Linked DNA regions of Homo sapiens: region 1 is linked to region 2. Evidence: read pairs that join two places in POLR2A ChIA-PET (ENCODE). Cell type or tissue: CD4-positive, alpha-beta T cell. All regions are shown on one strand. Links, peaks and the distances in the headings refer to the core of each region. The heading gives the core; the rest is flanking DNA. Region 1 overlaps IL7R (interleukin 7 receptor). Region 2 overlaps SPEF2 (sperm flagellar 2).

Region 1 (12,291 bases), core at 1,625-6,624, 100 kb after region 2:
AAGTGCTCTCCTCTGCACCAGCAGTAATAAATACAATGCCATAATCCCTTAGGTTTGCCTAGTGCTTTTGCAATTTTCAAAGCACTTCCATAAGCATTCCTTCCACCTCCTTGATAGGCATTTATGGAAAGCCTGCTACATGTCAATCATACTGTTAGGCACAGGGGACCTAAAGACACATAAAAGGATGGCATTCTGCCTCATAAATTGCAAAACCTAATGAAAGTGACTGCTTGGTAAACAAATTATTATTATATTATAAAATGCTATAAAAGAGCCATATTGAAAGTGCCCTGTTGGAGACAGGGCAAATGCCACAAAAATGATGTAAATTTACATGGAGGAAAAGTAGAATCTGCCTGGTTTGTAGGCAGCAGAAGACATTTTTCATCAGTGGGCAGGTGTTCTTTACCTTTTGTAGAAATGGGAGTCAAGTCTCAAATAGGAGGCTCCACAAAATCTCATGCCAGGTCTCTGATACCTTATTCACAGAAGTTCTTTGAAGTATTTATTGTTATTTTCTTTGACTTATGGGAAAACTGGGACACAGGAAGACAGGTAAATTACCCAACCTCACACGTTAAGTCAGAACTGGGAGCCATAATTTTGTATCCCTGGTATAAATAGACAATCTCTTGAAGAAATGAAGAGATGACCATAGAAAAACATCGAGATATCTCCAGCTCTAAAATCCTTTGTTTCAATGTTGTTTGGCATATGTTATCTTTGGAATTTAGTGTCTGAGCCTCTGTCTGTTACTGTAGTATTTAAAATGCATGTATTATAATCATATAATCATAACTGCTGTTAATTCTTGATTATATACCTAGGGACAATGTGTAATGTAAGATTACTAATTGGTTCTGCCCAATCTCCTTTCAGATTTTATTAGGAAAAAAAAATAAACCTCCTGATCGGAGACAATGTATTAATCAGAAGTGTAAACTGCCAGTTCTATATAGCATGAAATGAAAAGACAGCTAATTTGGTCCAACAAACATGACTGGGTCTAGGGCACCCAGGCTGATTCAGCTGATTTCCTACCAGCCTTTGCCTCTTCCTTCAATGTGGTTTCCATGGGAATTTGCTTCAGAAAAGCCAAGTATGGGCTGTTCAGAGGTGCACACCTGCATTTTCTTAGCTCTTCTAGAGGGGCTAAGAGACTTGGTACGGGCCAGGAAGAATATGTGGCAGAGCTCCTGGAAATGATGCAGATTAGGTGGCATTTTTGTCAGCTCTGTGGTTTATTGTTGGGACTATTCTTTAAAATATCCATTGTTCACTACAGTGAAGATCTCTGATTTAACCGTGTACTATCCACATGCATTACAAACATTTCGCAGAGCTGCTTAGTATATAAGCGTACAATGTATGTAATAACCATCTCATATTTAATTAAATGGTATAGAAGAACACTTTGTGGCATGCCTGTTTTCTCTGGAAACTGTGGTTAGACGGATTCCCAGAATGGACCACACATCTCTTCAGCTCCTGAAAACTCACCTCCCCATGAGTCCATGGAAAAAATTGTCTTCCACAAAACCAGTCCCTGGTCCCAAAAAGTTTGAGAACCACTGCACTAGAAGACAGCCTACTAGTGGTTAAGTCTCAATGTGTCAATGTATTTAACAGAGAGAACAGAGAGTGTTGCTTCACTCAACAGGTGGTTCAGTGGAAGCCCTGCATGGACACCTATTTCACTTGATATACCTAGTCCCTGCAGTCTGCAGAGTAGTGGCTGGAAATTAGGCTTGGCAGAATTGGTGGGGGCCAATGATTAAGCATTTGGCATGCCAGCCTAAGAAGTTGTCATCTATTTTGCAGAAAATAGAGGGGCTTGGCAGGATTTTAATCAGGAATGTGATGTGAAATATATATTTTCTGTGCATGTGTGTATCAGGTTTTAGGAAGGAATCTTAATTCAGTAGGATATAAATATAAAATAATTCTGGCATTTCTTTAATTACTTATCTCCAAAGATGCTCCACTGAAAATCCCTTTCTGAAGTAGATTCCTTTAAGTGACCAAAGCTTAATTCATCTAGTTTTAAGATGCAGTCTTATATTCTAACTAAAGCCACACACACCCTATCATAAGCTTGTGGTGAGGGGAACTTGGAAAGAAAGGAAGATAATAGCTTCTGTTCTCTTGACTCCTCCCCCTTCTTGGCCTCTTCCTCCTCTCTTCTTCCTCCTCTTTCCCTTTCCCCTCCCCCTTCCTACTTTTTCTTGTTCTTGTTCTTCCTCTTCTTCCTTCTTTCTTTTTCTAACAGCTTAAAACACCACACATTTCCTATCTCACAACCTCTGCGGGTCAGAAGTCTGGGCATGGCTTAGCTGAGTCCTCAGCAAGGCTGCAATCAAAATGTTGGCCCAGGCTTGCTTCTCTTCCAGAGGCTCCATTGGCAATGGGTCCGTTTCCAAACTTACTTAGGTTATAGTAGAATTTATTTTCTTGTGCTTGTAAAACTGAGTGCTCCAGCTTCCTGATAGCTCTCACTCTCGGCTCCTAAAGTTCACCCACAGCCTCCTGTCATATGACCCTCTTCATAAGCTTTTGTGTTTTTGTTTGTTTGTTTGTTTGTTTGTTTTGACAGAGTCTTGCTCTGTTGCCCAGGCTGCTGGAATGCAGTGGCACCATCTCAGCTCACTGCAACCTCTGCCTTCCAGGTTCAGGAGATGCCCTGCCTCAGTCTCCCAAGTACCTGGAATTACAGGTGCACACCACCATGCCCAGCTAATTTTTGTATTTTTTGTAATGGAGATGGGGTTTCGCCATGTTGGCCAGGCTGGTCTCAAACTCCTGACCTCAGGTGATCCACCCGCCTTGGCCTCCCAAAGTGCGGGGATTACAGGCGTGAGCCACCGTGCCTGGCCCATAAGCTCTCTTTCAACAAAAGCTTGCTTCTTCAAAGCCAGCAAGGGAGAGTGAGTCTACCAGCAAAATGGTGTCTTATATATGTGATATGACCACAGGCGTGACATTCCATCATCTTGCCATATTCTTTTGGTTAGAAGCAAGTCAGAAGTCCCATCCATACTCAAGAGGAGGGGATTATATAAAGACAAGATTTTCAGGAGTTGGCGATCGCAGGGGCCACATTAAAGCCTGTTTGACACACAAGCTAACTCAGTCATGCCGTTTTTAGTTCAGTCTCTTATTAAATCTTTAGTCAAATTCAGATTTCTTCTCCTCCCATTCTCCTGAGAGTTTTAGATACACGGTGCTATGAATTGAGTTGTGTCCCCCCAAAATTCATATGTTGAATTCTTAACATGCAATAGCTCAGAATGTGACTTTATTTGGAGATAGTTTCTTTAAATAGGTAATCAATTTAAAATGTCATTAGGGTGCAGCATAATCCAGTATGACTGGTGTTCTTATAAAAAAAAAAAGGAAAATTTAGAGACAGACATGCACATAGGGAAAACATCATGTGAAAAATGAAGGCAGAGATCAGGGGTGATATTTTTAAAAGATAATAAGTATCAAAGATTGATAGAAAATCATCAGTAGCTAAGAAAGAGGCATGGGACAGATTCTCCCCCACAGCTCTCAAAAGGAATCAACCCTGCTGGCACCTTGATCTCAAACTTCTAGGCTCCAGAACGGTGAGACAATAAATCTCTTGTTTAAGCCACTCAGTCTGTGGTGCTTTGCTATGACAGCCCTAGAAAATGAATGCACATGGTACTGGGAGAAGGAATCTGGGGCCATGTGACTTCTTTGGACTCCCCTGAGCTCTAGCCTTCCTGTCTTGTCTGTGGATGGTATCCCGTGTTGTGTCTACTGCTAATGTGTCAGGGCCCATCATGTTCCTTTGAATGTGGATGATCCACATCCTGTCTATTAACTGGGTCTCTATGTGTTGTCCAGGAAGCTTCTTTCAGCCTCTAGACTTCTCTGCCTCTTCAAGCATGGGAAGTAGTTGGATCAAATTTCCTCTTTAGAATGATCCCCCTGGTGAAGGAAGAGAATAGGTCATATGACAGCTAGACTAGAGCCAGGACAGATGGACTTTTGTGACCTCTATGCCCGCTTAGGGGATGCCACATCAGGTCCAAGGTGAGCCTGAGGCTAAGGCCAAGTTGGTCTTTGTGCCACCTTTATCTCCTTGTCAGAAAAGCTCTTCCTTCTTTTCTGCCACCCTTCCATCTACCAGTACTTACTAGTTACTAAATATCTGAATATCTGTTTCATTCCAACAAGAACATAGATAGTAGAACTTGTGGGGCTCCAGGGAAATCCCTAGGCCCTGGAAAGAGAAGCTTGCAGTTAATAGCTTTCTGGGTGTCTTCTTACTGATTGGCTGAGAGTTAGATAAGCTAGAGCTTGAGTGAAGGGCTTTTATCCTTTTCCTCCACCTCCACAACATCTTATAATATGGAATCAGCCAGCCTGCCTGTCCCAAGGCCTTTGCTCTTGCCGCTCTCTCCATCTGAAACGTGGTTTCTCTGGATCTTTGTGTGGCTGGCTCCTTCTTATTATCCAGGTCCTAGCTTCTACGTAACCTCCACAGAAGTGGTCATTCTAATGAAAACAAGACCCTCCTCCTGATAGTCTCTATCATGCCTCCCTGTTTATTTCCTCCAAAACTCCTTCCTCAATATTAACTACCAATTATTAATCACTAATTCATTACTAATTATTAATAATTTATTTTTGATGATTGTTCTTATTGCCTCTCTCTGATTCTAAAATTCAAGTTCCATGCAAGTTCCACTTCCTATATTATTCTTGGAATAAAACAAATATTTAGTAAGTACTGGTAGATGGAAGGGAGGAAGAAAAGGAAGAGCTATTCTGACAGAGAAAGATGGCACAAAGAACCACTTGGTCTTAGTCTCAGACTCACCTTTGACCTGGTTGTGGTGTCCCCTAAGTGTGTACAGCAGTCACAAAAGTCCATCTGACCCTGCCCTAGTCTGGCTGTCATATGACCTATCCCCCACCCCCACTGCGAGTATCTTTCTAAAGAGGAAATCTGATCAAGCTACCTCCCTAACTAAAATCCCTTAGTGGCTTTCCAGCATGGCACGTGACATAGCTTGGATTCTTGTCCCCATCCAAATCTCATGATAAAATATAATCCCCAGTATTGGAGGTGGACCCTGGTGAGAGCACCATCCCCTTGGTGCTGTCCTCTCAAGAGTGAGTGAGATCTCACAAGACCTGGTTGTTTTAAAAGTGTGTGGCACCTCCTCCCACCCTTGCTCCTGCTTTCACCATGTGATGTGCCTGCTCCCCCTTTGCATTCCACCATGATTGTAAGTTTCCTGAGGCCTCCTCAGAAGCCAAGCAGATCTTAGCACCATGCTTCCTGTAAGCCCTGCAGAACCATGATCCAACTAAGCCTCTTTTCTTTATAAATTATCCAGTCCCAGGCATTTATTTATAGTAATGCAAGAACGAACTAACACAGCATGGAAGGCTCTTGATGATCTAGTGTATTACTTTCTTGTGGCTCCTGTAATAAATTATCACAAACTTAGTGGCTTAAAACAATACAAATTTATTTATTCTCCTGCAGATCAGGCATCAGAAGTCCAAAATCAGTCTTCTGGGGCAAAAATCCAGGTGTCAACAGGGCTGTGATACTTCTGAAGACTGCAGGGAGAATCCGTTTTCCAGCTTTTTTCATCCACCAGAGGCCACCTGTATTCCCTATCCCACAACCCTAGCCCCTTCCTCTATCTTTGAAGTGGACTATTTCATCCCCTGTTTCTATCATGACAGTGCCTTCTCTCATATTGACCCTCTTGCCTTATAAGATTCCTTGTGATTACACTGGGTCCACCTGCATAATCAAGGCTAATCTCTCCATCTGGAGATCTTAATATAATCACATCTACAAAGTCCCTTTGGCCATTGAAGTAACATATTTATATGTTTTCATTATTAGGATGTGGGACACTTTGTCAGGGACAGGGATTTTTCAGCCTACCTTTTTTCTTCACCTTTTGCCACCACTCTCAGCCTGTGGTCTCAATTGCCAGCCTTTACACTTGCTACCCCCATTGTCTGGGTAGTTCATACCAGTCCCTCAAGACTAGCCTCAGGCATTGCCTCTTCTGGGAATACATCCTCTTACAGGCCAGGATATGACTCATGGGTGCATTCCTAATAGCACTTCACTTATTTCTACTGTCACCACACTGATCTGTAATTACTTGATTTGTCTGACTCTTCTGGGGGCTTGTAAGCATTCTGGCACAGAGAACTATGACTTACTGGGGCTTACATCTCTTGCTAAACACAGTACCTAAAATTTAGTAGGCATTCCCTCATAAACATGAATGAATGAATCAAAGAATGAATAAACATTTAGGAAATGATGTTGTGTTGGTCAACTTCTTTCCTCATCACTGTTAAAGATAAAAGAATGCCAAGCCAGGTTGTTCAGACAGAAGCAAGCACCACATCCCTGAGAGAGCAGCACATCTGGGCAGCCATGTGTGAGAAGTCGGTTGCATTCCCCATACACAGTTGTCTTTGCAGCTGTACTCTTAACCACTGTAACCACAGAAGTGGGGAAACAATAGGGTGGGGTGAAGTGAAAAGAAAATTTTCCAAAACTTCATTTATCTAATAAATACAGATATTTAATTGTGTTTTTTCAGTTATTTAATTTTAGATTCATATGAAATTCTACCCTAATTTCTGAATTTTAATGGCTTGTGGCATTTGTGTGGGCATTTGTGTGTAGCTTGCAATGACACAGCTGTTCAGACAAAGAAAGTGTGATGCACAAAACCTATGAGGTCCAAGGAACACATTCATGCTCCTCAAGACTCAGGTAAAAGTAGTGAAGCAAACAATATGCAAAGCCCCTGAGGATTGAAAAATAAGGCTTACATACTGAATTGTGCTGAAACACTTGAGTTCATCTGGAGGGCCTCTCAATGGTAAATTGTTAGAACCAATTTGCCTTTACCCTAAGTAAAGATTTTTCATCAAGAAGAGGTGGAAAACTTACAGAGACTGAAAAGGACCCTCTTTTTATGATAAATTAGTTCCTGCAAAGTATGAACTGCACTAGTCATGACACAAAAACTATGCAGAATAATCAGAAAACATTTTATTATTAAGCTTATCCACTGATAGACTGAAATATTACTTTTAGAGCCTAAGAAAGCATTAATTTAATTAGAGCTTCAGTAAATGCTATAGTGTCAGACTGATAAACCTGTTTGCTACATAATTATAAACTTTCATGAATTTCACAGTGTGAAGTTCAAGTGTGAAGTTGCCAGTGTAGAACTGAATGATGCTTAAAGCTTTATTTTCTCAAATAAAAAATTTTAATAAAATAAGAGCAGATAAGCTAGGGTCATGCTCAGTGGTGAAATTTTAAAAGTACTCCATTATATTGAAGGATAAGACAAAAGAAATTCTATTGTCACTTCATTTAACATGGTTTTAGAAATTCTAAGAAATTCAATTAAACAAGAAAACACAGTAAAAAGCATAAATATTGAATAGGAGAAAATTAAATCGTCATTATTGGCAGATAAAATTATTGTATATATGGAAAACACAAGAGAATCAAGTAGAAAACACACTACAAGACACAGATACTTTATTAAGGTCTCCGCTTACAATATTCTCATGTTTATTTTTTTTAATTCTTATGGAATCTTTACAACTAAACTATTATTTGGTTGTGTCCTCAAATTAAAAAAAGATAGACATGTAATGTATCAAGTTGAAGATGTCACTTTCTAATCACACTCTTCAGGAATAGTCACATTTAATAAGTGACATTTAGGCTTCCAGATGCTCTTCTGTGCATACACTATTATTCTAAATATCTTGCAGAGAAATAAATGTTGGAGAATAGCCTGCACAATTCCAGAGAAGAAAAGAATTGTGAAGCAACTAACCATTCACGTGGTTTTAAAATTTGATTCAGCAGGAATTCACAGAACTATCAATGGTATAAAACAGAGAATCTGCAAGTCCAGATCTATGTAATTACAAAAAATTCATCCATTTCTAATCAGTAGGGTTAAAGTGGATTATTTAGCAAATAAGATTGGAATAACACACTAGCCATTTGCAAATGAAGAAAGGTAACTGACTTCTTATTTCAAAATAAATTCCACATAACTCAAAGATATAAATAATTTTTAAAATAAAAACAAATGCTAGAATACATGGATCAATCATTTCATATTTTTTGGATGCAAAAAGCGTTTCTAGATAAAACGTAAAACCTAAAAGCCATAAAAGGAAAAGATTGATATGTTTGACTAGATAAAATTTAGAATGCTGGTAATTTCTTTACTAAATTTTAAAAAGTCACAACCAAAAGAAAGATAAAAATAGACTGGAGAAAGACAGTAACACTATGACAAGCAAACTTCTGTTATCCTTATAAGACCCCAGAGTCTTACAAGTCAGCAAGCAAAAGATGAAGAGCCCAAGAAGGAAATGAACACAGCACATTAACAGAAGGCTCACAGGAGAAATAAAACAAACTTTAAAAATAGGAAAATGTGCGTAATCTCATTCTGAATAAACAATGCTGATAAAATGAATGAGATAAATGCTTTGCCCATTAAATTGTGAAAATTATAAAGATCACTAAATTTCAGTGCTGAGAAGGGCATAGGAAAATGGGCTTTATCATATACTGTTAATAGGAATGTAAATTAGGACAATTTGGAAATATATAACAAAAATTTTAATGTGTATACCTAGAAATTCTATGTATAAAATATCTATATATTATTTCTTGTAACTAAGAATTCTAAATCTAAATAAATTATAGTATATTCATATTATGGAATACTAACAAAGCCATTAAAAAATTCTTTTAATGTAAAAAAAAATTTCCTTCTTAGACTCTTCATCTTTTGCTTGCTGAATTATAACACTTCGGGTGTTAAGGATAACAGAACTTTGCTTGTCATAATGTTACTATGTTTTTCCAGTTTCTTTTTATCTTTTCTTTTGGTTGTGACTTTTTAAAATTTAGTAAAGAAATTACCAGCATTGTAAAACTAGCACGGTAGTGCTACATATGCTGATAAAGAAAAATGTCTATGTTATTTTGTCAAAAGCTTCTAGCAAGATAAAACTCTCCAAAAGTCTCCATCTTTCTCTTACTCCTTCCCCCTATCATTTCCATGAAAAATCCGAAATGTGCGGTGTATCTATCAGCTATTGCTACATTGATGCTCAACAACAAATCATGCCAAAACTCAGCGGCTTTAAGCAACATTTATTCTCACAAATTGTGTTGAATGATCTAGATTGGGCTCTGCTGGGTGATTCTATGATATTACTAACAGCTAGGATGACTCAGGGATCTGAAACTGAAGGAAAGTTAGCTGGGTTCAGCTGGGAATGCCTCTGTTCCATAAGTTTCCCGTCTTTCTCCAGAGACAAGCAGGCTAACCCAGCTGCCTCTTTTTACAGCAGGGGCATAAGAGGGCAAGCAGAAAAATGCAAGGCTGGCCTACCCATCAATTCCACTTCATTTTATTGGCAAAGAAGATCACATGACCAAACCCAGAATCAAGGAGTGAAGAAATATATTTCCCCTTGGGTAGAAACTTAAAATCACATGGTAAAATAGGTGGATAGGAGAAAGAGTGAAGAGTCAAGCCATTAATGCAATATCTTACAGTCATACATGAGGACAGCTTAGGTTACATTTACAGAAAGACACAAATGTCACCTCCCTATTTGAGGAAGCTCTTCCTATCTCATCCATATTGCAGCAAGACTACAGCCACATGCTTTCCATTACTTTGTGAAATAAGTTTTGTCTATATGTGTATTGAGAAACTTTAGGGAAGAAAAAGTATTTGGGTCATGCGAGGACTTCAATATACATGGATCTGTTAATCTAATAGCAAAATTATAATCATTTCTTACTGAAATTGTTAACATTAAAAAAATACTGTTCTCTTCAGTGTGAAATGGAAGGTTTTCCCTTTTATATGATTGATCCAGTTGAAATCATATGCATATCTTTGGGCCAATAACAGTCACTAGGAAAATGCCATGAACTTATTGGCTTGGAAATGGCTCACCTTTTCCAGAACTGAGAATGAGATGGGTACCTGGTCAAAATAGGGGTGACAAAGAAGGAAGAAACTGAGAATGTTGGAGAAGAAAACAAGAATGTCTATCATCAGAACGAGGGTTTTTTTTTTTTTTAATTAGAGAGAAAAAGAGGGAATATTAGAATGAGAATATGCTTAGAAAAAAGTTTGGAAGGCAGTGCTCCAAAATGTTTTCAGTGGTTATTGGGGAAAAGAATGGGATGGTGGTGGATGCATGAAAGCAGGAAACTTCCTCTTATTTCTTTTGTCTTCTTTTTTTTTGAGGGGGGTAGTATATAGATGTGTATATATGTATACATGCATATATATACATACATATGTATACATATATACATTCATATGTATACATACATATATGGGAGTATACATGTATGCATACATATGTATACATACATATATACATATATATGGGAGTATACATATGTATACATACATATATGTATGTATATATTATTATACAAAATAAAAGTATAAATTATGTATTAATATAACTCTTACTTAGAATTATTATTCTCATTTTTTCTGTAAAATCTAGACTATAATAACCTTGATAGCAAGATTTTCTATTCTAGAGTCATAATCTGATTTCTCCCTTGTGATGTGGATAGTACAACAGTATATTTCAAGATTTCTTATCCTTCAGTATTTTAAGTAATTAATAAATTTCATCACAGTTTATCAAGGCCTTCTTATTATACAAATTGCAGTGACAAATGCTATGGAACAAGATGATACAACATGTTCCTACAAGTCACATCTCTGCTTCTGCACTTTATCTGCTAAACTGTCTTAGTGAAAAATCACATAATGCTGCCAAACGGGGCCCATATAAATTTGTTTTCCTTTATTTGTGCTTGACAGCATTCTTTTCCAATGCCCTCGATAACCATTGTCAAATACACTCACCTTTTACTCTAAGTCTTCCATTGAACCTTGGCCTTTCTCATTCCCAGAAAATAAGTTTGCCTATACTTTGAAAAAATGTAGACCATAACTCATGTTTTTGCTCTCATTTCCTATCTCCATCTGCAAACTCAAAACTGGATAAATTCCTGCCTGCTATTCCCCTAGTCTAAGAACAAGCTAACCCTTCATCTGTAGAAGACCAAACCAACCATTCAATGCCCTTAACTCTATCTCTATCCGTCTCTCTTCCTCCAGAACCTTGCTTCATCAGTCATTTGATCTCTCTTGTTTCTTTGCTTCTATTGTTCTGTTAATTGGCTTTTTAACGTCAACATTTTCCATTGTTTCCAAGTTTCCAGATGTAAACTTCAGAATCATGTCTGCTAGATTGAACTTCCATGAAGAAGTGTGCTATATTTATATGTTCAAGGCTAGATCCCCAGCACTTAAAGAAGTACTCACTGGTAGCACCTAATATTCGATCAATAAATATATATATATTGGTTCAATGAATGAACATCCAACTGCCTATTGGATTTCTCACTTAGATGGACCACAGATATCTCAAAACAGCTCTTCACCTATCCCACTGGCAGCTTTTCAAAGTTGCCGTTTTCCAGGTGTGGTAGAGAAGTTCCCAAAATTCAGTGGACTTAAGGGACTCTGAAAAGAAGGATGACCTGTGTGAACTCAGGTTACACACTTCCCACTCCTTCTGCATTGGCTCTGCTTCATATCCAAGAACAACAGCACAGGCTTAAGTGGAAATCCCAAGAAAGACAGCCTACATTTCTGCCAGCAAGCTTGAATGGGACAAGACTGCAAAATTTGAATGTCGGAGAAAATAAAGTAGTATTTCTTACACATCTGACTAATGGACTGTGATATAAAGATGCATATACACTTAGCAAAAGAGGCACAGAAATGAAAGAGCAAGTCAATTTTGCTGAAAGGTCGAGGAAAGCTTTGTAAAGGCTTTAACTTTTGAATAGGACCTTGAAATATGAGCCAGTTTTGTAAACAGTGATTGAGCTTGTTATTCTATTTCAGCCCCAGCTAAGTGTACTGCAATTCAATCCTGGCACTCACCACCCAGAGTTAGCAACACTCTTACAAGTTAAAGGAAATAATACTCAACAAGACTATTTTTACTTTAGAAACTTTCCTCTTACTTTGGGGGTCCGCAGGCTATCCATACTTCTTCTGCATTAGTCAGTGTTCTGTAGAGAAGTATAATCCATAGTGTGTGTGTATCAGTGGGGAGAGAGAGATACTTATTTTAACAAATTGGCCACATGATTGTGACGGC
Region 2 (12,291 bases), core at 3,076-8,075:
AATGCAATCACTGTTGCATGTTGACCTGTTGACAGCTGGGCCTGTAGTCACAGCTACTGAAGAGATTGAGGTGAAGGATCGATTGTGTTTGAATCCAGCCTGGGCAACATAGTGAGATCCTGTCTCAAAAAAAAATGTGATATTGGTGGTGGGCATATTGGGCAAAGGGGACATGAGGGGAGTTCCTGACTTACCAACGGAACTAATTCTTGAGCGGAATTGGAAGACTATGGATAAGTTTTTCCAGGGGAAAAATTGGCGTGAGAATGAAGAGGAGTATTACGTGCCATGGCAGAGAGAGGGGTAAGAGGCATATCAGCTTGTGAGTAGCTTAGGACCATGAGGCATGTTCTGGGAAGGAGCGACTTGGGAGATGGGGAGGCCACACCATGGAGGGTTATCTAGGCACTGCCAAGAATGTTCAATTCTTCCCTGGTGGCAACTGGGAGCTAGGGAAAATTATGAGCAGTAAAGTGATTATGATCACATCTGCAGGTAAGACAAATTACTCTGGATAGTGTGGAGGTGGATTTGGATTTGAGGTGGGGGAAGAGAGTTAGAAAAAGTAGGATTGAGGCTATTGCAACAGTTTAAGTGAGAGATAATCAGCACCCAAACTATGCGATGATGATGAAAAAAGCCAAAAAGAGAAACTGGAAAAATTTTGGAGATAAAATCCACCAACCAGATTATGTGCCAGGATCGGTAATAGGCCCAGGGGCACATGGAGTTTGCCCTGATTTTAGTGGTGCTGAGAAATACAATGGCAATGCCACCCCAGGTTCTAAAGTAAGGAGATAAGCACGGTCCCCACTCCCTTTTCAAAATTCAGAAATTACCTATGCGTGTTTTCACATTTCATTTATCAAAGAGTAGATTGCTACAAAGTGCAATAGATAAAAAGCTCAATTATAGTTTTGGTTCAGATAATTTCTCAAATGACTCTACCACATATTACATTTTGCTTTTCAGTGAGATGGATATCATCTTATCTATTCTGGTATATTAAACGTGCACCTAAAGCTTCACAAATTGAAGCACCAGTGGTTTCAAAGTGAATCTGTTCATTAGTAAATGCATGCACTGCAATATGTTAAAACATTCTTATTTCTCTTTGCAAATAGAAATAGCCACGCAATTTCGACTTGAACTGATAAAGACAAAAGCATTGGCTCTTCTTGAAGATTTAGTAACAAAGGTGGTTGATGTATATAAACTCATGGAAAAATGGCTTGGTGAGAGGTATTTGAATGAAATGGCCAGGTAAAGTACTACATGACTTTCTGAAAATATGCTTTGTGTATTCTAAGTACCAAAATTGATGAAGATTTTTAAGGTATTTACAAATTTAAGTTAGTTACAAATATAAATTTTGGCCTTTTAGGAAATCACGTGTATAAACAGATAATATGAGCTTTACTATCATGTTTGTATTAACTCTTTTCTAACAGTAAATCATGCATCAAAGGGTTCTATTGCTATATTAAACTTTGCACAATATTTATGAGTTTAGCTGTCATACTAATCAATGAGAACCTTATTTTACAAGGTAAGATTATAGGTAATTTAAAAATAGTTTTTAGAAGTAAAATAATCCTTGATACTTTTCCAATGGTAGATTTATTATCAGTCAGAGCCAATTAAGGGGAGATTAAAAAGTCATTCACTGGAATGTTTTACCAGCTAGACTGATTCTCTTGTAAGACCAACCCCAAGTTCTACTTTTCTGTTGAGTTCCAAAGACTTCCCAGACCTTTGTTGCTACTGAGGGGCAATGACTCTCATCCTGTTAGTTCAACCTTAAAAGGTACAAAGAGGCAGGTCAGCAGAGTGAGTCATGATTGTCCAGACCAGGAGCCCCATCTTGTCCACAAATTAGTAGCATGCTTGATTGCTCTGGGCCTCATTGGCTTCATCTATACAAGGAAACACTCCAGCCAGGCTATTTCAGAAGTTTACCCTAGATCTAGATTCCAAGATGCACTACAGTTTACAATAAACATTTACTGAAAACTTAGAAGTTGCTACACAAACAGTATTCAAAAGGCAATTATTCTTAGAAGCAACAATTTTCATGTAAAAAGCAGCTGTTATGGTTCGTTTTCTCTGGTCCTTGTCTCATAGTGAAGTTCTTTTGTAAAGTCTTCAGCCTAGTTGTTTAGAACTATTGCTCCATAGTAAAACAAACAAAGAAACATTAAACAGAATAAAAAATACAAACACAAGCATAAGTAAGCTTACTGCAGTAATGCTTAAAATCATTTTGCTACTGGATAACCAAGTCAGTTACTCATCAGCATCACACAGTAATAATATTCATTTCTGTTCTCTGCCTGCTATTTTGAAATGAAAGTCTATCTTCTTCATTTTTGGGACTCATGGCTCCCATCCATGTGGCCATCCAGTGTAAATGCATATTTTAGCAGATGTATTCATATTTCTCAGATTTATATTGTATATGTCTGCCCTGTGAATCTACAGATGCTGTCATGAACTGTGGCCACAAGAAGTTAAAACCTAGAAATGTGATACAAATAAATAAATAAATAAATAAATAAATAAATAAATAAATAAATAAATAGCTGGCAGATCCCTTTGACCTTCAAATCCTGTTCTTATTTTCCTGGCACTTTTTTCCTTCCGTTGTTAAGATTACTCTTAGTAACCTTCCACTAGGTGGCGCGCATCTGTTTTAGTATCCTGATGCCCAGTAAAGGTATTATTCTACTAGTCATGTTTTACAGAGTATCGTGCCGGGCTATGGTTGGGTCTCAATCCACATTTGGAGTCCCTCCTCACTCACGTAAACTCAGCAGCTATCCAGTGACCTCCTCTGTCCCCGAGCACGCAACCACCCTAAAAGCATAAACTAATTGGCTAACACGTATTACATGGACACTTACAAAGACAACATTCTGGAGTTGAATTCTAGAGTATCTTTTGAAAGACAGCAACTAATGCTACTTTTTAAATTTTCAGTTATATGTTCAGTATGTGGTATATTTGGTGCCTATGAATTATATAAAATGAGATCAAATATGCATTTTTCTGTGTTGCTCACTTTCATTGTAATATATAAACAAGATCCTTTCTTCAATACAGCGATAATGCACTTATTCATGTATAAAACTTCTCTAGCCTTTAAAATAATTTTTAAAAGGTCATTAACTATACCCCCAGTACAGTTTAAATCTTTGCCGTATATGAGTTCACATTAATAACCATAAGATAGGGAGTGTTGCGTTGTTGATTCCATTGCAAAGACAAGGAAATTCAGAGAGCCCAGGATCTCTGGCTAGAGAGTGTCCTAGGATGAGAACTCAGATTCCAGCACTCTTTCTACCGCATCATAGTGGTTCCCAGCTGTTGCTGCTTTACCATGTTATCTAGCTAGGAATTGTTATTCTTCATGAAGATAGCAAAGCAATTTCAATGGATTATATACAACAGAGGCTATTCTGACATCTTTGTTTTAGATAACATCAAACTTCTTTGACAGAAATAGAGAAAAGCCACTCTTCTAGAAATACATTATTGAACTTGATTCACTTTATAATTCATCCTAATTCCAAATAAATGTAATTCTAATAGTCATGTTTTACAGAGTATTATGCCATATAACCTTATTCTGGTTCATACTTAGTATGAAATATAACCCTTGATATAGTCTTGCTTACATAGTAAAATATATTCTAATACTAATAAAAACTATATTTAATAGGTTCTCTTTAAGTTCAGTTTTGTGTAAAATGTGTAACTAGTAGCTGTTTAATAAGCATGCATTTTCTATTTAATCTGCATTTATTTATACCCTGCCTTTTTACAAAATAGATTTGGGGACAAATTGAAATTTATAAGCATGCAGATGGAGTTGTCTAAGAGCTATATAATCTGTTTACTTTTGTGTATATGTCTTATAAGCAAACTTTATTAATCTAATAGTATCTTTCATGGGGTTAACGCTATCCATTTTACCACTTTCAGTACAGAAAAATTAACTGACGTAGCTCGCTATCACATTGAAACATCTACAAAAATTCAGAATGAACTTTATTTAAGCCAAGAAGACTTCTTCATTAATGGCAATATAAAAGTCTTCCCAGATCCTCCCCCATCAATACGTCCTCCACCTGTAGAAAAGGAAGAAGATGGTACCCTGACCATTGAACAGCTTGACAGTCTTCGAGATCAGTTCTTAGATATGGCACCTAAAGGTAGGAAAAATAATTATCATGAAAAGAGCACAAAAAAAGGTTAAGATTAACCAGGACAGAAATCACTTGCCAACAAGTAAAATCAGCTCTATGGGATCATGTGGCACTAAAACATGCCCTTGCTTTGTTCTAGTTTATTAAATATTTGTTTCATACAACATAGACCCTAATTAAACAAGCAGGACCCACTGTGAATAATGCTTGAGCAGTGTGGTGGTCCTCATTCCTGGTAATTCCTCTCTCCTGTCCTCCCCGACCCTTGCTGACAAGTTTGTATATTTGAGTATTACTCCACCTGGCAGCTTACAGAAAGACTTTGTGCATACTTCTAGTTTAGATTTTATATTGAGATTATGAGTTTGTGTTTCTGTGAGGGGAGACCAGGCAGTAGAAGATTTCCCTTTTATGTTGGCCTTTTCCCTCAGTGCTTGTAGACCATAAGCAGAATCAAATAAGCTGTTAGAAAATGTTTGCTTAATTAATTAGTCGGTTTGTTCATATGTATGTGTAAATGTTTTCTGCACACAACAATTTTATCTCTTTCACATTTTATCAGCATGGACCTACAGCATCTGCACAGGCTTTTTTTATTCAGCCTTTTCCTACTTCCAGATATTCTTCAATGAGTTCTGTCGATTGATAGCACAAGTAATTCAGACAGATCACATAGGATTATCATCTCCACTTTAAAGGTCTAGATACTGACTCACAGAGGAGTTTAGCAGATTTTTTGCCTATGGTCATATATCATTCAGAACTCTGCAGATCCAAAGTTCTTGCCCCTTCTCACTGAACTAAGTTGCCTCTCATAAGCAGATTTCTTTTACTTTTCAACATATACTACTTATTGGGAAATTATTACTTTTCCCTGTAGCATAGTCAACTGACTTTAGTATTAATACAATGTTACTTTTTAAAAAAGTCCAGTATTTCCAGAAATTCACATCATATATCATTAGTAAAAAGAGCATTACTCTAAGTCCGAAAGCTTCCTTGCCAAGCCCAATAGGTGAAATTGGTGTATGTGTGTGTGCCTGGGTGAACCTTGCGCTTTGATGTGTCAGCTCATCAAATCAGCTAGAGCAGGCTTTACAGCTCCAAGGTATAAAAGCCCACACTTCAGCTGTGGAGGGACGGAGGTGCCATTTGGCAGCATTTGGGCACGAAGGAAACATGGCCATCAGCAGGTACAAAAAATCTCGACTTTACAAATCAGTCCATGAAATTCCTTCAGTCCTTTAGTCAGACAGAGTGCACCCTCTTCTACATGGTGCGAGCTCCACAATGCCCTGTTATTATGTACTTCCCTCTTCAGAGTTGCTTTTTCTCTTCATTTTATCCAGGCCATTATTTTACACATAAAATAAAAAGATAAGTGTAAGTGGATTCTAAACATGACATGTGGTTTGCTTTAATCCTACACTCTGGTGACTGGGAGGAAATCACTCAATTAATAGGTAAAAACTAAAGGCATCTGGGGACACTTGAATAGGTAGAAGTGGATTTTGAAAATTATCATCCACTTACAATATATCTTTCAGCAGGGACCCTAGTATCCATGATGCTAATCATAATACTTTCTTGGATCCAACCTCAAATCCAGAGCTCATATTTCCACTAAAAATTTAAAAATAAATTTTAAAAAATAGCAGCTATAACTTGACATGTGTCTCAGAAGATTAACTCTAGAAACCCTTGGGACACAAAGATGTCAACAGATAAATGTTTTCAGACTATGGGAGAAATAAGAAGGGAGGGAGAGGAAGTAAAGGAAGGGAGGGAGGGAGAAACGGAGTTGTTTTTTTTTTAATTTTTATTTTTTTAAAAGCAGAGTAAAAGGAAACCATTTGCCCTAGGAGCTGAGAGTTTAATTTGAAAAGGCAAGCAAAGAGGAAGGAAATATGAACAACTATTTGAGTTCTTTCTGGGACACAGTATGAATGTTATTCAAGTGCTCAAGAATGCAAAGCATCAGTGTGCCCTGAAATTGGTCAGGGAAAAGTCTGTGGAGCAAAACTTTGGAGGGAGAAATTGAAGAGGGTAAAGAGATTTTGTGGCAAGGCTACAGAGAATGTTTACAGTTAGGGGAACAGCTGCTGGAAACTCTGTAGACAAGAAGCGTGAGGATAGGAGCATGATGTTTGGGAAATGTTTAGGAGACTGCTCTGCTTTTCTTTCTCCAACTGCATGAACTCCAGGCGAGTAGAAGAGGAGGCTTTCTCTGTGTGAGGAACCACCTCCTCCCACCCAAGCTGGAGAATTAACCCATATGCAAGAATAACAGTTGTAATTACCACAGAATTTACAAGGCTATACAATACGGTAGGATTTGGGGATTGTGATGATTCAAAGTGAGTTATGTATGGTCTATGGGCAAACAGTTTAAACTCTTTTCTCTATTAGCTCAATTATACCATTTGAAAAAATATATATTGCATATATTGCTTTTTAGGTATATCTAAAATAATTAATAAGTGTTGGGAATTTGATTGACAGGAGTAACGTTCATTGTTATTATTCTTGCTATTCTTATAGAGGGCAGGGAAAAGTATTACTCCATTTTTCTGCATCCCAGAGTCACAGAATTGGAGGTTCTCTACTGATACTCTTGAAATCAGGCTCCAAACATTGACAATGGCCCTGCCTGAGGAAACCCATTAACTGCCACTCACCCCTTTTCCCCATCTCTTCTGGCCCCACAAAGTATACTCTGGCTTTTTTGTTTTTCTACCCCGGTTTGGCAATTGTTCACTTAAGAAACATGACACACACCCATCCGTCTTTTAAATGAAGGCTTTTGTTGTATTTCTTCCAAGAAATGGAAAACAATCCTTTATGATACCTTCCACTGTATTTACCCTAGAACTCTATAATTTCAAAACACAATCTTAGTGAGTGATAGCAGGTTTGAAAGTGTGGAGGAGCTGGCTGAACATGTGTGTTTCAAATGTGTGATCCTGCAGAACTTCCTGCTCAAACTTGCTATTATTTCTATGCCAAGAAATAAAAACATTTTCCTATATTATTTCATATATGCCCATGCAATCCATAATATCTAAGATGCAACTTTCAAGTTCACTAAAATATATTAAAACAGATGGATTTTTTTGGGAGGGAAGCATACATATTTATTTGCATATAACAGCCATTATGTTACTAGGCCCATGGTAGGATTTTTTAGCAGATTTATAAAAAGCACTGATGTTACTAAATTACACTTTGCATGTTTTAATCATGCCACACAAATACAAGTATTGGATTATTATTTAATCTTTGATTAGAACAATGACTGAATGCTTTAAATACTTGCAACTAGATAGTATCAAGATGTAAATGGAAAGAACTAAAGCTTAAGGGGTTTTCTGCTAAGTATTGGTTAATCCCTTTGAAAACAAAAGTCTCCATTAAAATAGCCCTTACTAAAGATAACATAAAATTGAAAAGCATCATATATTGTAACATATTCAACACTCCTTTTCTGGTCAAATTCTGCCACTTATGATGATTCTACCTCTCTTTTGGTAAAGGTAATGATTAGACATAAAATATTATTTATTGATTATTATTAACACAAATATACCAGAAAAAATAATGACCTTATACATGATAATCAAATTAGATCATGCAAAATGCAATGAAACAGTTGATTACACTTGCATTTTTCCTGCCACTTAACAAAGATCCATACTTTAGAAGCATAAGAACAGTATGAGTAAAAGAAAGCAAACCATTCTTTCCATCACCTATCCTAGGAATCATTCCTATGAGCGTACTACCGGCAGAGTTAGATCTAGTGAATATTTTCTGAATTATAACAATAGCCAATTTGGCATGGTCACTATGTGTCAGACCCTTTGCTAACATTTTCATATGTGAATTCACTTATTATCCACCTCAGTCTATGATGGGATGGCTAGAGTCAAACAGTTCTTTCTCAAGTTCACCTCTTGTCAAAAGACTGTCATATGATCTTGGACAAGTTATTAAATTTCTCTCTGCCTCAGTTACCACATCTGTAAAATGAGAATAATAATGATACTTATTCCATGTATTGAAATAAGGTTGTTATGAAGATTAAAGTAATTAATATATGTAAAGTGCTTAGAAAGAGTATAGCACATAGAATGTGCAATTTAAGTGTAATCATATAAGCCATTGTGACTTGATTATATAATTATAGTAATGTCATATTAGTATATAATATACAATATTGATACAAAGTATTCTATTATCCAAAATGTTAGCTTGGTTTCTTGAAGATGGAAATACCCTAGTAGGCATTTGCAATATTACCCCTGAGTGCTTCCAAAAAAATGTACACCACCTGGTAGAATTAAATCATAAAGTAATGTGGTTTCCTAGGGAGTACAAGCATTCCAAACAAAAGCATTCATTTTGTGTGCTCCAGTAAGTTCTGGGTAGGTACATCTTGTCTCCAAACATCAAGTGCCAAATACATAAGGAAGACAGCCTTTTTCTGATGGAAGCAATTTGGATTCTGTTGAAACTAGAATACTTAGCAATGTTCCTCTGTCTGCACTTAAGCCATAAGAACTCTTTTTCCTTGTAAGCCCATCGGTACTCAATGAAATGCCTGCAGAGATTTGGTGCATAGCTATTTTCGCTTCTGCTGAGAACCTACCTGAAGAGAACATAGTTTAGCAAATTCTACACCCTCTCTTTTTCTTCAAAAGATGCAGCATTTATTTATTCAAGGCCTGTAACATTGCTCTAAGAAGCTGACAAGGACCCCTTCTTTGAACCCCTTTTGGAGACCGATAGATTTTTTTTTTTTTTTTGAGATGGGGTCTTGCTCTGTCGCCCAGGCTGGAGTGCAGTGGCACGATCTTTGCTCACTGCAAGCTCTACCTCCCGGGTTCACGCCATTCTCCTGCCTCAGCCTCCGGAGTAGCTGGGACTACAGGCAAACGCCACCACACCCGGCTAATTTTTTTGTATTTTTAGTAGAGACAAGGTTTCGCCATGTTAGCCAGGATGGCCTCCATCTCCTGACCTCGCGATCCGCCCGCCTCAGCCTCCCAAAGTGCTGGGATTACAGGCATGAGCCACCGCGCCCGGGCGAGATGGATGGATTTAATGACTGGCCTCAGAGACAGAGGGTACACATTCAGAACTTTAGGCTGTAGTGGTTAAGCTAGATCATTCAGCAGCATGATTTTTACAGGAGTTCAAAGGCAGAACTAGCTATTGCTGCCTATGTGAGTCAGCATGAGGGTTAGCCCAGAGGCTTTTGAAACTGAACTTTCCAGGAAGAAAAGCAGGGGAAGGGTATTCCAGGCAAAGGGATGAGCAGCTGTGGAGATTTTGAGGTTGCATGACATATTGAGGGAACTGTGAACAAACAAGAGGCAGGAGGTGGGACCACAGAGAGCTTGTGGTCAGGTTGTGAAGTCTCCAGTGGCTTGCAAAGAACATGCAGGAGAGGATTTTCAAAGGCATTTAGAGCCAAGTGTCATGGAGAATGGATTGGAGCAGGGAAGAGGCTATATGTGTGAGAGAGTGGCAGGCACTGTCAGTCTCTCTGCAAAGCCTCAGAGAACCCAGAGGCAGGAATAAGGGCACCTGAGTGGTTGGTTGCCTGAAAGGAGTAACTAGAAAGTTCTATGGATTTTTCCAGGCTTAGTGCCTCTGAGAAAATTATAAAAATACAATATTATGTATTTGCAGGTAAGTATTTTGATCTGAAAATTGTCTAAGTTAGTCTGACATTTACCCAAATCAAGAAGTACAGAAAGATTTCTTAGAGAAGGGAATGATATAGAAGAATAGGTGTTATTGACAGAATTATCACAGCAAGTGGCAAAATATAGGGATTACAGCAAAGAGGACTATGGCCCCCACCTGCCTTTGCTTCCTTCAATGGGTGAATTCTTTCCACCAGATCAGATTCAGATCACAGAAATGCAGTAGTGGATCTAGAAGGCTTTAGATCTGTTAAAACTGTTTATGAGTAGAGTTTCAAATGTGTCTTCAGAATGAAACACACAGGTATTTTCCTGAAGCCAGACAACTTACGTTAGACAAATGAAAGTATATACTCAGAATTCAAGGTAATATCTTTAGGAAAATCTGTCCATAGAACTAAAATTCTGTTTTGAAACTAGCAAAATCAATATTGGAAATTAAATTTTTTTAATTTTAATTTTAATTTTAAATTTACTTTTTAATTTAAATTTAAATTTTTATAATTTTTTTAAGATGGGGTCTCACTCTGTAGCTCAGGGTAGAGTGCAGTGGCACAATCATGGCTCACTACAGCCTCAGCACAACCCCCCCCCACCTCAGCCTTCCAAGTAGCTGAGACTACAGGTGCCTGCAAGCATGCCCAGCTAATTTGTTTTTTTAATTTTCTTCTCTTTTCTTTTTTTTTTTTGTAGAAATGAGGTTTCACTGTGTTGCCTATTCTGTCTTGAACTCCTAGGCTCGTGATCCTCCCACCTCGGCCTCCCAAAGTGCTGAGAGTACAGCCATGAGCTACCATGCTCCCTCAATGTGTCATGCAATTTCAAAATCTGCGCAGCTGCTCCATTTTCCCCTTTGCCTGGAATACCCTTCCCCTGCTTTTCTTCCTGGAAAGTTCAGTTTCAAAAGCCTCTGGGCTAACCCTCACGCTGACTCACATAGGCAACAGTAGCTACTTCTGCCTTTGAACTCCTGTAAAAACCATGCTGCTGAATGATCTAGCTTAACCACTACAGCCCAGAGTTCTGAATGTGTACCCTCTGTCTCTGAGACAGAGACAAAAAGAGACTTTAACAAAAAGAGACTTTATTTTTTCATTTCTTTATTCATTTATTCACCAGCATTATGTGAGCAGCCCCCAGGTGTAGTGCAACTGGCCTAATACGGAAGATTGACAAGTAGCCCAATGCTTGAGTAAGAAAATGCAGGCAGTAGCTGTCAACTACAAGGAGACTAATTTTAAATGAAATACAGTAACATTTAGAATCGCAAAAATGGGTTCTATTTTAACCAGAGCCGCAAAAAGACTGATTAAAAAGCGAAGGAGAGGCTGGGCGTGGTGGCTCACGCCAGTAATCCCAGCACTTTGGGAAGCCGAGGTGGGTGGTTCACCTGAGGTCAGGAGTTCGAGACCAGCCTGACCAATATGGTGAAACCCCGTCTCTAATAAAAATACAAAAATTAGCCGGGCGTGGTGGCAGTTGCTTGTATTCCCAACTACTCAAGAGGCTGAGACAGGAGAATTGCTTGAACCCAGGAGGCGGAAGTTGTAGTGAGCCAAAATCGTGCCACTGGACTCCAGCCCTGGGCGACAGCGGGAGACTCCATCTCAAAAAAAAACAAAAAAAGCAAAGGAGAAGTTAGACCCAAATAAGGTATGAAAGGCAGAGGCAGGTCAACTAATGTCAAGGTTTTCAGTTAAAAGGGATTGAGATATGAAATCATGAAAACCAATTAGGAAAGGAGATTAATTTTCTTAAACATCTACCAAGTGCTTAGCAGTCAGCCAGACATTATGAAGCACATTATTTAGTTCTAGTCAGAGGGGTCAAACCCTAGAACCATAAAGTATTGACAAAAAAAGAGAATATATGTCATGAAATATTTTAATAAACACATATATTCAATTTTTTATTATATGATAAAACAGGACAACATAATCTAATGATTAGTAGCATCAAAGAATGTGTAGAAGGAACACATATATGTGATCTAGGCTCTCTGCCTTCAGGGAGAAACTGGTATTTGAGGACTTTGTTTTGTGTAGTTTTTAGTTTTTTATCCTTCTGTTCAGATAAATATATGTCCCCTTGTGTGACAAATAATCAAATATGTCTCAAAAATTAGACGTTTGGGGGAAAGAAAAAGATGAGGCATGAGGCACAGCTCCTTTACAAAACCACCTGGCAAGGATTTCAAAGCTTCACACCCTTTTTTTTTTTTTTTGGTAAATTAACAAGTTTGCTGTGGCATTGCAACAGAAGGTAGGACTTAGGCAGGAGGGAAGGGATGTCCAAGGCAGACCTTGCAGACACACTACCATGTATGCTCTATTATTCCTTTTTCTCACCAAGGGAAGAAAATTTTAGCTAAA

What was found. Peaks named below come from ENCODE experiments on the same cell type or tissue, not always from the same donor. Only the 100,000 strongest peaks of a DNase experiment are listed, where the experiment ranks them.
Region 1: POLR2A ChIA-PET joins it to region 2 with 98 read pairs; 9 of 35 experiments call an interaction of 5 or more read pairs at or near these places.

Annotation. Positions count from the first base shown.
Region 1 is chr5:35,878,189-35,890,479 of GRCh38, forward strand. It overlaps IL7R (interleukin 7 receptor), which reads left to right. Exons shown (of 8, transcript NM_002185.5): 8 at 1-1,415. Among named protein-coding and RNA genes, the nearest start is that of IL7R, 27 kb to the left of the region's middle. In CD4-positive, alpha-beta T cell, for the core only: no CTCF peak of the experiment used is centred there; DNase peaks (open chromatin) are centred at 1,653, 3,683, 6,103, 6,463 and 1 weaker place.
Region 2 is chr5:35,775,133-35,787,423 of GRCh38, forward strand. It overlaps SPEF2 (sperm flagellar 2), which reads left to right. Exons shown (of 37, transcript NM_024867.4): 29 at 1,125-1,263; 30 at 3,985-4,214. Among named protein-coding and RNA genes, the nearest start is that of IL7R, 76 kb to the right of the region's middle. In CD4-positive, alpha-beta T cell, for the core only: no CTCF peak of the experiment used is centred there; a DNase peak (open chromatin) is centred at 5,299; H3K4me3 peaks cover 1,995 bases; H3K27ac peaks cover 2,220 bases.